2 separate regions of the Homo sapiens genome follow, and region 1 is linked to region 2. The links are chromatin loops, found by intact Hi-C in ENCODE. Cell type or tissue: sigmoid colon. All regions are shown on one strand. Links, peaks and the distances in the headings refer to the core of each region. The heading gives the core; the rest is flanking DNA.

Evidence for each region. Peaks named below come from ENCODE experiments on the same cell type or tissue, not always from the same donor. Only the 100,000 strongest peaks of a DNase experiment are listed, where the experiment ranks them.
Region 1: it touches region 2 in a loop (4-fold over the local background); 62 of 110 quality-filtered maps call a loop at or near these places.

The regions. Positions count from the first base shown.
Region 1 is chr2:203,480,860-203,487,305 of GRCh38, forward strand. All of the region lies in intron 4 of RAPH1 (Ras association (RalGDS/AF-6) and pleckstrin homology domains 1), which reads right to left. Among named protein-coding and RNA genes, the nearest start is that of RAPH1, 51 kb to the right of the region's middle. In sigmoid colon, for the core only: a CTCF peak has its summit at 3,583 (motif pointing right); no DNase peak of the experiment used is centred there.
Region 2 is chr2:203,647,938-203,654,383 of GRCh38, forward strand. No RefSeq gene overlaps it. Among named protein-coding and RNA genes, the nearest start is that of CD28, 55 kb to the right of the region's middle. In sigmoid colon, for the core only: a CTCF peak has its summit at 3,633; DNase peaks (open chromatin) are centred at 2,983 and 3,546; H3K27ac peaks cover 1,413 bases.

The DNA.
Region 1 (6,446 bases), core at 2,133-4,632, 170 kb before region 2:
CCAGCGTGGCCATTTATTGGCAAGGTGATTCTGGGCCTATCATTTAATCTGTTTCCTCACATGTAAAATCGGGGTACTCACAGCATTGATCTTCAAAGGTTGGTATAAAAATTATGAACGATTAATATTACTACGAAGAGTGGGAACCTGCCAGCCCTCATCTTAATTTTATTTAAGCTTTATTTAGTTTAGAGCTAGAGTTTACCTTAATTTTCCTTAAAATATTTTTAAAAAATACAAAAACACCACAAGATGGGGATGCTATTACATACATCTCTTTGCCTTTTTCTCTCCTGCCCATGTAGTTAGTTCTGTATCTAGGTCCGGCTCTGAGAGCACTGGCCAGTCTACTTGTCTTGATTTTCCTTCAGTTCTGTGATGAAGTAGCATGATATGGTGGTATGAGCTCTACAACCAGTATGTTTGGGTTCAAACCCTTGGGCAAGTTATTTAGTCACTCTCTACCTCCGTTCCTTCCATTGTAAAAGAGGGATAACCATGCCCTCCACAAGGTGTTGGGCTCTGCACAATGTGTGTTAAGACATAAAGCACAATGGCTAACAGAACAAGCACTCAATTTTTCTATTTTGCCCCCTTTTCTCTTTATTCTACTCTCCTTCTACTGGATATTATATAGCCGGTAAATCTGTAAATGTTTTTAAAACTATTTCTTTTTGTTTTATAGCCCCTATTCATTTTAAATAGATGAATATATATATATATATATATATATATACACATTTTTTTTTTGAGATGGAGGCTCGCTCTGTCACCCAGGATGGAGTACAGTGGCATGATCTTGGCTCACTGCAACCTCCACCTCCTAGATTCAAGTGATTCTCCTGCCTCAGCCTCCCGAGTAGCTGGAATTGCAGGTGTCTGCCACCACGCCAGGATAATTTTTTTTTTTTTTTGTATTTTTAGTAGAGACGGGGTTTCACCATGTTGGCCAGGCTGGTCTCGAACTTCTGACTTCAAACGATCCGCCCACCTCGGCCTCCCAAAGTATTAGGATTACGGGCGTGAGCCACTGCACCAGGCCACATGAATATATTTCTATTATTGTCTAAAAAAAAGGTCCTTCACCAGCCCTCCACAAACCCAAAACAAAAACAGACCTAAACCTAAAGATGCTTTTTACTTCTGCAGAAAAAAAAAACACACACACACACAGATTTCCAAGAAACACCAACAATAAGAGTCAAGGCATATGTGCCAGTGATTATTGGGGGGGTTTATTTGAAATATGTTTGTGTGAATTAGGCTTTTCCCCTGGATTTCACTAAATCTTCAGCCTCTTTTTTCATCTGATACCTATTCCTTTATTTTATTTTATTTTACTTTTTGAAACGGAGTCTTGCTGTCGCCCAGGCTGGAGTACAGTGGCATCATCTCAGCTCACTGCAACCTCTGCCGCCCAGGTTCAAGTGATTCTCCTGCCTCAGCCTCCCAAGTAGCTGGGATTACAGGTGCCCGCCACCATGCCTGGCTAATTTATGTATTTTTAGTAGAGATGGGGTTTCACCATGTTAGCCAGGATGGTCTGATACTCATGACCTCAGGTGATCCGCCTGCCTTGGCCTCCCAAAGTGCCGGGATTACAGGCGTGAGTCACTGTGCCAACCTTACCTATTCCTTTAAATTTAGCAAAAGGTTTTGCTGAATCTTAAGAAAACTTGATGATTGTGTATATTATGATGAAAAAAATCCTTTGAATTTGCTATAAACTAATAGCTTTACAAAGTATTTTCATTTTAAAAATACACTGTCATGTATAAAATTCCAAATTCCAAATTAAATGGGCATGATATTGTATGCCTGAGGACCCAGCTACTCAGGAAACTGAGGCAGGAGGATCCACTGAACCCAGGGAGCAGAGGTTACAGTGAGCCAAGATGGCACCACTGCACTCCAGCCTGGGTGACAGAACGAGAATCTGTCTCAAAAAAAACAAAACAAAACAAAACAAAACAAAAAAAAGGTAATAATATGGCAGAGTAAGGGGAGCTCCATTTTTAAATAGCATAATCAAAGAACGCCTCAATAAGAAAGTGACATTTGAGCAAATTCCAGAAGGTAGCTAGGAGAATGTTACACAGAAGACTGGGGAAAGGCGTCTGGGCAGGGTTGAATAAGTGCAAAGGCTAAGAGGCAGGCTCTGGCTACTGGCTGAGAACAAGTATGGGACAGTATGGCTAGTGGGGTAAGGGACAGAAGGAAGAAAAATAGGTGGTAATGGGAAAGCAGATCAGGCAAGGCTTTATAGGCATTATAGGGGTTTGGGCTATACCATGAGATGCAAAGCCTTTAGGTTTGAAAAGAGATGATCTGACTTATCTTTCAAAAGGATCACTCTGGCTGCAGTGTGGATGATAGACTGTTAAGGGAGAAAGGTGAATGCAGAAAGACCAGAAGGAAGCCTATTCAAAAATCTAAATCAAGATGATATTGGCTTGGTGGCAGTGAAGGCGGTGAGAAGTGATCACATTCTAGACATATTCTGAAGATAAGGCCAACAGAATTTGCTGCTGGATTGAAAGGGAGGTAGAAAGAAAATAAGTAGATAAAGACTCCAAGGAGTTTGCTTGATGAACTAGACGGATGGAATATCCATTATTTGAGATAGAGAAGACAGTGGGAGAAATAAGTTTGAAGAGAAAGAGCAGGACTTTAGGTTTAGACCAGTTAAATTTGAGCAATCTATTTATGATGGTTAATTTTAGGTATCAACTTCATTGGATTAAGGAATACCTAGAGAACTGGTAAAGCATCTGGGTATGTCTGTGAGAGTGTTTCCAGAGGAGATGGTGTGTGAACCAGGACTGAGTGGGGAAGATCCATCCTCATTGTGGGTAGGCACTATCCAATTGACTGAGGGCCCCAGATAGAACAAAAAAGGCAGAGAAAAGGTGATTTCCTCCCTATCCTTCCTAGAGGTGGGACACTCTGCTCCTACTCTTGGATATCAGAACTCCAGGCTCTCCAGTCTTTGTACTGCAGGCCTTATACCAGCAGCCTCCCTTGGGTACCCAGGCCTTCAGCCTAGGACTGATAATTATACCATGGGCTTTCCTGGTTCCGAGGCTTTTTGACTTGGACTAAGTCACACTACCACCATCCTAGGGTCTCCAGCTTGCAGACAGCCTGTCACATGACTTCTCAGCCTTCATAATGGTGTGGGCTAATTTCCATAATAAATCCCCACTCATATCCTATTGGTTCTATCTCTCTGGAGAAATATAATACACAATTAGACATCCAAATAGAGATATTGATTAGAGATGGAATATATGCACCTGGAGTTCAGGAGAGAGGGACTGGCCAAAGATACCTATATTTCCTTAAATCTAAGAAGATTTGATGCTGGTACTTTCTTGATCTTTATTAGAAACTTTCAACAGAAGGACTTCATACAACGTACTATAACTGCCACCTTGCTGATCGTGACTAACAGGTGCCACACGATTTAAAATGTGGTTTCTCAACCTTGGCTCTATTTTGGGCCAGATAATTATCCTTCATGTGGGCTGTCCTGTGCACTGTAGGATGTTTAGCAGCACCTCTGGCCTCTACCCACTAGATGCCAGTAGTAGCACACGCCCTTGATGGACAACCAAAAATGTTGCATATACCCAGCAGGACAAAGTAGCCCAAGTTGTGAAGCATTGTTTTACAGGGATTAAAATGGGGGTGGGAAGATGTGGAAAAAAAGCATATGGCTGAGTGGTAACCAATTTAGCAAATCCAAGAGAAGCTGAATGCTGGGCCAGCACTGGAGAAAAGCAGAGGAGCACTCAATTTATATCGTGTAACCTCAGAAGTCCTCAGAAGCAAGAGTAGACAGGTGATGGTGCGACTAAAAGCAGGAAGAATGGTTGAAAACACATTTAAGAAAGCAGCTAATTCTCAGATTCCCTCTTTTACTCACTCACCCACCAGCAGTGGTCTCAGGTACAGATTAACATTCGCTGACAAGACCCAACAGACCATAGCTTGAAGCCAGATTCACTCAGTTCTGAATAAATAAAAAGAGACATGCCATCTTCTGAGGGAGTCCATACAGCTCACCACAGGCCCTTTTTGGGCCCATAAATAGCTCATTGTAAGGGAAAGAGACCACATGGTAAGTGCAGAAAACACCCTGGCTTAGGGAAACTTCATGCTCCATGGGAACCAGCAGTACCTTTTAACAGCCAATGAGGTTAAGTTCCAGGGCCCCTTAAAGAACACGTTCATGCTCATTTATAAGAGTTACACTGCTGGCCAGGTGCAGTGGCTCCCACAGTGTAATCCCAGCACTTTGGGAGGCCGAGGCAGGTGGATCACTTGAGGTCAGGAGTTCGAGACCAGCCTGGCCAACATGGCGAAACCCTGTCTCCACTAAAAAAAAGAAATACAAAAATTAGCCAGGCGTGGTGGCATGTGCTTGTAATCCCTGCTACTCGGGAGGCTGAGGCATGAGAACCATGTGAACCTGGGAGGCGGAGGTTGCAGTGAGCTGAGATTGCGCCACTGCATTACAGCCTGGACAACAGAGTGAGACTCTGTCTCAAAAAAAAAAAAAAAAAAAAGAGTTACACTGCACACCACGAAGTCAAGGTCTATGTCTTTTCATAGGCTAATTTATTCATTCATGGACAGTCTTCCTGGTCCATATACACTCACCAACAGGGGTCAGTTTCACAATAAACAATATTACCTGGAGATATTCTATATTTAATTCTTAATCCAGTATGTGTCCAGGAAAAGAATGCCAGGAGAAGGAAAACCCAAGGTCATTTTCCACGAAGAAAAGGACTCAGGCCTACTGTTAACCCTCTCTACCTAGAGCAGTGGTGATTCTCAATTGGGGGTGGATTTTGTCCTACAAGCAACATGTAACAATGTCTACGGACGTTTTTAGTTGTCACAACTGAAGAAGGTAAATGTGTACTACTGACATCTAGTGTGTACAGGCCAGGGATGCTGCTAAACATCCTACAGTGCATGGGACAGCCACTCACAAAACTATCTAGCCCAAATGTCAATAGTGCTGATAGCTGAGAAACCCTGACCTAGAAGGATTTGATGAAAGTTCATAGACTGGAACAATGGGGACCATCCTCATGTTCCAACCCTTCTTTCCCAAATGGGCTACTAAAACACTGGCAGCCAGCATAGAAGACTGGAAGAATCTTCTCCAGAGAAGCTCACCAGCCTAGGAAAAAAAACCTAAGGATAATCCTGAAGACTACAAAAAAAAAAAAAAGAAAGAAAAGAAATAAATAGAATTTTAAGAAGATGCAATTAATGGAACGCTAATTTGGCTTGAACCAGAGAGATTTAATCAACTGGGAGAAAGTCTGAAGTTGAAACAGTGATCACCATATAGAAAATTAAATATTTTTAAACATATATTCATTCCAGTAAAAGTAAAATGATATTCCAGAAAGGGGATGTAGTCACAAGAGTATATGGAGGTTAGCAGTAAATTTCAAGTATATAGTCATTTTAATATAAACACTGAATATGAGCTCAATCAAAATATATTTGGAGAATGGAAAAACAGGAAGGGAGAAGTGAGAAGAAGCTGTATATAGACAGCTATACCCTCCATCTTCTGGAGTAGAGTGAGAAGTCAATAGGTAATACATACCACTAAAAAGAAAATCAAGAAATGGCAATGTGTATGTAGACTTAATGATAAAGAGGTAAAGTCCCTAAGAATCAGCTAAATGAGCAAAAATTGCTTACCTCTGGAAGCAGAATATGATGTGTATGTGAGTAGAGGATAGTTTTCCGTAACATATCTCATAGAACTATTTAACGCCATGCATGAAAAACTAAAATATTTTTAAAACTGTATTTGCACTTAAAGACAATTTGATACATGAGTTCAGGATATATTAAGCTTGCCTCAGTTTACTTTATTTGAATCAGAACAGACTAGACCTAGGAAAAAAGCAAATGGAAGCAAGTTCCGGGTTTGTTAAACCACCTTTCTATACTCCTAGGTGAGGCAAAAGAACAGGCTAGCTAGATAAGGCTTTTTAACTCCTTTCCCTGCTATAGTCCTGGTTTACTCACCAAACCTTACATTAAACTCTTATATTAAACATTATACCATTGAGCACTGGTATCTTTGCAGTATTCACAGTGATACCCATGGATACCACTAGATACCATTTGAAGTGCGCTTGCTGGGAGAGAGGAACTTTTCACGTTTTACTTCAATTTGCCCCTATACTGTATGAACTTTTATAATGAGCACATTTTACAGACAGAAAGACATGCATACGGTATTAGAAGATCCTTAATGATTAGTTTATAACTTGTCCCTCACGCATCTTAATCCAACTCAAAATACTGTAAACTGATTGGAAGGAATATCAACATACAAAACAAAGAATGGCCAAGAAAGCACATCCCTAATAAAATATTGCTCATATCCTAGCAGGTAAATCTAA
Region 2 (6,446 bases), core at 2,102-4,601:
AAAACTGGCTTGCTTTCTAAAACCTTATTTTATATATAAATATTTATATACATGTATATATGTAATATATATATTTTACCAGCTTTCATTGCTACTAATAATATCTGAGAGTATAGAAGGAGATTTTTCAGTTCACTGACTTGAAAGTCTTCAAATATTCAGAATTACTATGCATTAATTTTGGCAAACAGGTGTCAAATGTTCTTAATGAGTAGGTTAAATGAATGTGGTAGTAATGATCAGAAGGCAAAACGAGTCTATCCAACTGTTTGTCAAGTAGTCAGAAAAAATCTCTTTTTTCTTTATGCCCCTACACACAATACTTTGGGTATACCTCTATTGGAGCACTTTTAAAATTTTGACTTATATTCTTAGGTGTCTTTCCAGTTAATGTTAGCTCTCTGAAGACAGGAACTGCGCTGCAATCCTGCAACGATCTCATACAGTGTGTTTGTCCCTTAATAAACTTTGTGGATGAATAAATAGCCACAAAATTTTCCATTTGCTTCTCCTGCATTTAGAAGCATCCACTTCCCTCTCTTCCCTTTGCTTTTGAAATATAAGTGTAATATTTGCCCAGGGTAAACAGACTTGGAGCTTGGGAGACAGCATTGTGTAATGGATGTTAATTTGGCCTGATTTCACTCTTGGCTCTCTGATTTGTTAGATCTATGAACCTGGGCAAGTTGCTTAAGTCCTAGTTTTCTCTTCTGTAAAATGAAGATAATAGATTCTACTTCAAAAAGTGTTGTATGGATTAAAGGAGATCACATTTTAAAGCCTTTAGCAAGGTGCCTACTATAATACTTGATGAAGGATAGCTATAACGATTGCTGTTTCCTCAAAGGTACAGATATCCTAATATATATATATATATATATGTATGCATGTATATATGTCATTGGCTATTTCTTGCCTTCCATTCTAGTGGACACAACAACTTCTGGGTTGAAGGCAAAAAGAACCTAAAAGTTAATAGAGATTAGGGGCTTAGGCTCTCAGTAAAATCAATTTGGAACATATGTCAGTTGATAAAAATTAGATTTTTATGACGTTTTCAAAACAAATGCTTGGAGTATTGAAATAGGGGAAGAGTAGGATTGGGCTAGGTAGTAGTAACCATAAGAGTGTTTTATTAGGGTAAAAAAAAAATAACTGTAGGCCCTATCTAGCCTAAAGCACCACATTATACAATTCCAGGGAATAAAAAAACAAAAATAAAAATGTAAAAGTTGAACTACAGTGACCTTTGTTCTTTTCTAACTAGCAACCAACTTTTCATAATGACAGCCTACTTGAGTCTTTTTGCACTAGGGTTATTATTAGTTTTTACCAGGCTTACCTTTCTGCACTTGAGCATATGTACCTGAGCTTATTTTCCATGTAACAGTTGAGTCTTAAAAACGTGGGAACGGCCAGGTGCAGTGGCTCACGCCTGTAATCCCAACACTTTGAGACACTGAGGTGGGAGAATTGCTTGAGCTCAGGAATTCCAGACCAGCCTGGGCAATATGGAGAAACCTCATCTTTGCCAAAAATACAAAAAAATTAGCTGGGTGTGGTGGCGTGTGCCTACAGTGCCAGCTACTCAGGAGGCTGAGGCAGGAGAACTGCTTGAACCTGGGAGGCAGAGGTTGCAGTGAGCTGAAATTTTGCCATTGCCCTCCAGCCTGGGTGACAGAGTGAGACTCCATTTCAAAAACAACAACAACAACAACAAAAAGCACAACTCCAAAACCAAACAGCAAGTGCTTTTTTAAAAGTTTATAGAGCAAAAGATGGCAACATCTTCTGAACATAATAAGCATTTTCAAATGTGGGTCAAAGATAGCTCCTTTTGAAAGGCAGAATTTTTAAAAAGATGAGCAAAACATTTACTTCGTGGAACTTAGTGAATATCCTCTTCTCTGTAAGCAAAAATACACTTCTCCCCATTCCTCTAAGGATGCCAGATCCTGATTCATTTTCTGTTCAAGACTCAGCAGAAACACAATGCTCCATTTTATAGAGGGTTATTGCAACACAATGACGGCACTATAATTTCTGTCAGGGTGAAGTGCTTCACTTGGCTTTGGGCCAGTGAAACTCAGTGTTGTTTAGCCCTTCTGTAATTTTGGACACAGGCAAATACCTTCATGTTTATGCATTCTGTATGCTTTTAGGAAGCATTTTTAAAATGTGGTTTTAACAGCATCTCATTAGAAGCAGCAGTTGGATTTTCCATGTGACCAGATTTCTTATCCCTGGTGTGAACATTTAGTTTTTAAGGCATTGCAAATGAAAGCACCACCCACTTCTGAGGCCAAAGCAGTCGTAAAACCCCTTTGTCAAAGGAAACCTGTAATTGTAAAATTCCTCCTTGATTTCATCGTTCATGTGGACTGAAATAGAGTTCCTCTTTTTTTTTTTTTTTTTGGTCTGGTTATGTGGTGTGTGGTCATTCCTTTTTTTTTTTTTTTTTGAGACCAAGTCTCGCTCTGTTGCCAGGCTGGAGTGCAGTGGCACGATCTTGGCTCACTGCAATCTCTGCCTCCTGGCTTCAAGCTATTCTCCTGCCTCAGCCTCCCGAGTAGTTGGGATTACAGGTGTGTGCCACCAAACCCAGCTAATTTTTGTATTTTTAGTAGAGACGGAGTTTCACCATGTTGGCCAGGATGGTCTCCATCTCCTAACCTCATGATCTGCCTGCCTCGGCCTCCCAAAGTGCTGGGATTACAGGCGTGAGCCACCGCGCCCAGCCCCAGTGTGTGGTCATTCTTAATGTTGTTTTGAAGAAGTTATAGACAGTTAAGGAAACATCTTAGAGAACTGGCCAAGCTCTAAAGCTAGGCACATTTCATATTTTTGTCTATTTAATAAAAAAGGACAAGACTGTTTTCCCGGAAGCCTCCTGGTCCGACTCCCAATACCTGCCTGTGGATAGCACTGTGGACTTTTGTCCCAGAAGACTAGTGTCTGGATAAATGTTTTGTAAGCCTTACTTCCTGGATGGGAGCCAACTGATTGCTTACACGTGATACTCATCTCCCCATGAACAGTCATGGTGGCTGCTGTGTACTGGAGTCCTGCAGCTGTAAAGGGGACACGCTAGAAGGAGAGAAGGGAACAGTCCTTTGCAGGAGCACAGCTGTGTAGCAGGCCTTTGATCCAACAGCAAAACCAAGCCTAGCAAGTTAGTTATCTCATTCCTTTTTAGCAATATGACATGACGAACATGCTGCAATGACTTCCAAATACTTCCCTCCTTTTTGCTTAGATTGGGGGTAGAATGAGGATAGAAAATGAGAGGTCTAGGGAAAAACAAAGTATTTGTGTATTCAGACATTTATTGACTCTAAATGCAAACATTTACTAAGTCCTCTCTGCAGGCCAGGTACTGTGCTCAATGTTTTACATGAGTTCTCTCTCTCAATTCTTACCATAACCACCAAGTAGATAAATCCCAACTTCTGTTTAGCAGTTGAGGAAATTGAGCCTTTGGGGAGGTTAAGAAACTTGCCCAAGGTAACATAGTAGTAAGAGGCAAAGCTGGGACTCTATCCTGATGCGATGCCAAGCCTATGCTCTTAACCACTGTGCTATACTGCCTCCCTGTGTTAGAATATCTTTTATCTTTTATCCCCAGCACTGTGGAAGAGAAGTAGAAGATAACAAACCTGCTACATGGTAGATGCCTGGAGATAATATTATGTATGTTTGCCATTATATTATATTCTTATGTTAGGGTACACTAAATTGCTATGTTCTATTTGAAACAACCAGGAAACCTAACTGGGCTCAAGCAAATGTAATTCAAGCTGTTTGATCTCTAAAATATGATTATAATGATCTCTTCTTATTGGCCTCTCTGTCTGTCCCTGGCTTTCTGAAGAGATCTTTTGTTTTGTATGTACAGTTGTTACTGAGAAATACCAGCTGCAGGGGAACAATTCATGACATTACCTTCTCCCCAGCATTTTCCCTCCCCACAACCCCCGGTCCTGGAGAGTGCTGTTATTTTGAATGAATATGATTGACAGAGATGGGAAGGTCTCACTTTTGTTTATCTTATAAAATTTACTGAAGCCAAAACTTCTCCAAAAGAGGTCCCAGCATTTTCCTTTGGTTCAGACACAAACCTTCAGAGGAAAATAAATGCTCCGGTGAAACATAGTTGAAAGACAGAGAGGCAGAAGGAGGAGTAACACTTTTAGGAGTTTCAAGCACTGTGATAGCCATTGACTTTTATTTTTGGAATCCTGAGGGATAGTTACATCTCAAAGCACAAACTAAAGATAATTCCCGAGATTATTGAATGTCCTCTGATAGAGACATCAGATTTCAGGTTGGTCTAATTTTCTTTGACTACTTATTTCTGAAAATTGTCTGTGGAATACGGAGTCCATCCTTAAATTAAGCTTTCCCTGGCTGGGCGTGGTGGCTCACACCTGTAATCCTAGCACTTTGGGAGGCCAAGGCGGGTGTATCACTTGAGGTCAGGAGTTCGAAACCAGCCTGGCCAACATGGTGAAACCCCATCCCCACTAAAAATACAAAAAAATTAGCTGGGTGTGGTGGCTTGAACCTGGGAGGCAGAGGTTTCAGTGAGCCAAGATCGCGCACTGCACTCCAGCCTAGGGTGATAGAGCAAGAGTCTGTTTCAAAAAAAAAAAAAAAATTAGGCCTTCCCCTAATTCCATATTCTGTGTGAGGGAGTTCCCTTAGGTAACCTAAATCAGAATAAATCTGTATATATTCCTCTGGTCTTCCATACAAGTATAAAGCTTTCTGCCATACTAGAGGCTCGCAATCTCCTGTGTTTGTAGCACACTTTCAAGTGCTGTAAGTATTGGCAACACACATAGGGGCTTAAAGGAATTGAAACTACACCACCATGTTCAGTATGATATATGATAAAACAGTATCTTATGGTATCCATACAAGTACATACAGCAAAGGTACAGCTCTTATGCTTCCCTTTCCACGCCACATCTAGGTTTGAGGACTGCTCAGTTTACTGCCTTTACCTTGATGTCTTCATTTTTTTTTTTTTTTTTTTAGACAGAGTCTCGCTCTGTTGCCCAGGCTGGAGTGCAGTGGCGTGATCTCAACTCACTGCAAGCTCTGCCTCCCAGGTTCACGCCATTCTCCTGCCTCAGCCTCCCAAGTAGCTGGGACTACAGGCGCCCACCACCACGCCTGGCTAATTTTTTGTATTTTTAGTAGAGACGGGGTTTCACCATGTTAGCCAGGATGGTCTCGATCTCCTGACCTCGTGATCTGTCCACCTCGGCCTCCCAAGATGTTTTCTTTTATGTTTGGGGAACAGTGTTTCCATGTTTTGGAAAACATGTAATTGTTCTTTGCTGCAATCTGTCATTACGCCACAACTTTTACTTTTTGCAGAATGCATCTTGATAGACCTCAGTGTAACCATATGTATACTCAGTTGCAGCAAAAATAGATTTTACAAAATTTATTTTACCAAACAAATGGAGTGCCATAGCATACTGCTGGAAAACCACTGTCTTATATACCTGAAGAGTAAATCACAATAAAAAGAAGAGCAGAATGAGGCCGGGCGCAGTGGCTCATGCCTGTAATCCCAGCACTTTGGGAGACCAAGGTGGGCGGATCACTTGAGGTCAGGAGTTCGAGACTAGCCTGACTAATACGGTGAAACCCCGTCTCTACTAAAATTACAAAAATTAGCGGGGCATAGGCCTGTAGTCCCAGCTACTCAGGAGGCTGAGGCAGGAGAATCTCTTGAACTGGGGAGGCAGAGGTTGCAGCTAGCTGAGATCACACCACTGCATTCCAGCCTGAGCAACAGAGTGAGACGCTGTCTAAAAAAAAAAAGGAAGAACAGAATGAAAAAATTGGAACAGCATCGGAGGGTCCTTGCCCAGTGGCCCTACACTGGCATCTGAAAGCAGAGCTTTGCCCTTCTCCTTGTGGGATGACAATGCGAGGCTGCTTTTCCAGTTAGTGCCACTTAGAGTTGGCTGCTCTGGGAGACGTATGGACATGAGGTTGCTTGGTGAAGCCTGGATAATGTGCCAGAATGTCAGTGGGTTCTTATAGTTTGATGATGTAGAGGTGTGGATATGCGGAGAATAACATTATATATATACTTAAAAGTTAGCACTTGTAGGGCTGGGCACAGTGGCTCAGGCCTGTAATCCCAGCAATTTGGGAGGCCAAGGCAGGTAGATCACGAGGTCAGGAGATCAAGACCATCCTTGCTAGCGCGGTGAAATCCCATCTCTACTAAAAATGCAAAAAATTAGCCGGGCGTGGTGGCAGGTGCCTGTGGTCCCAGCTGCTCAGGAGGCTGAGGCAGGAGAATGGCGTGAACCCGGGAGGCGGAGCACGCAGTGAGCTGAGATCGCGCCACTACACTCCAGCCTGGGCGACAGAATGAGACTCCATATCAAAAAAAAAAAAAAAAAAAAAAGTTGGCACTT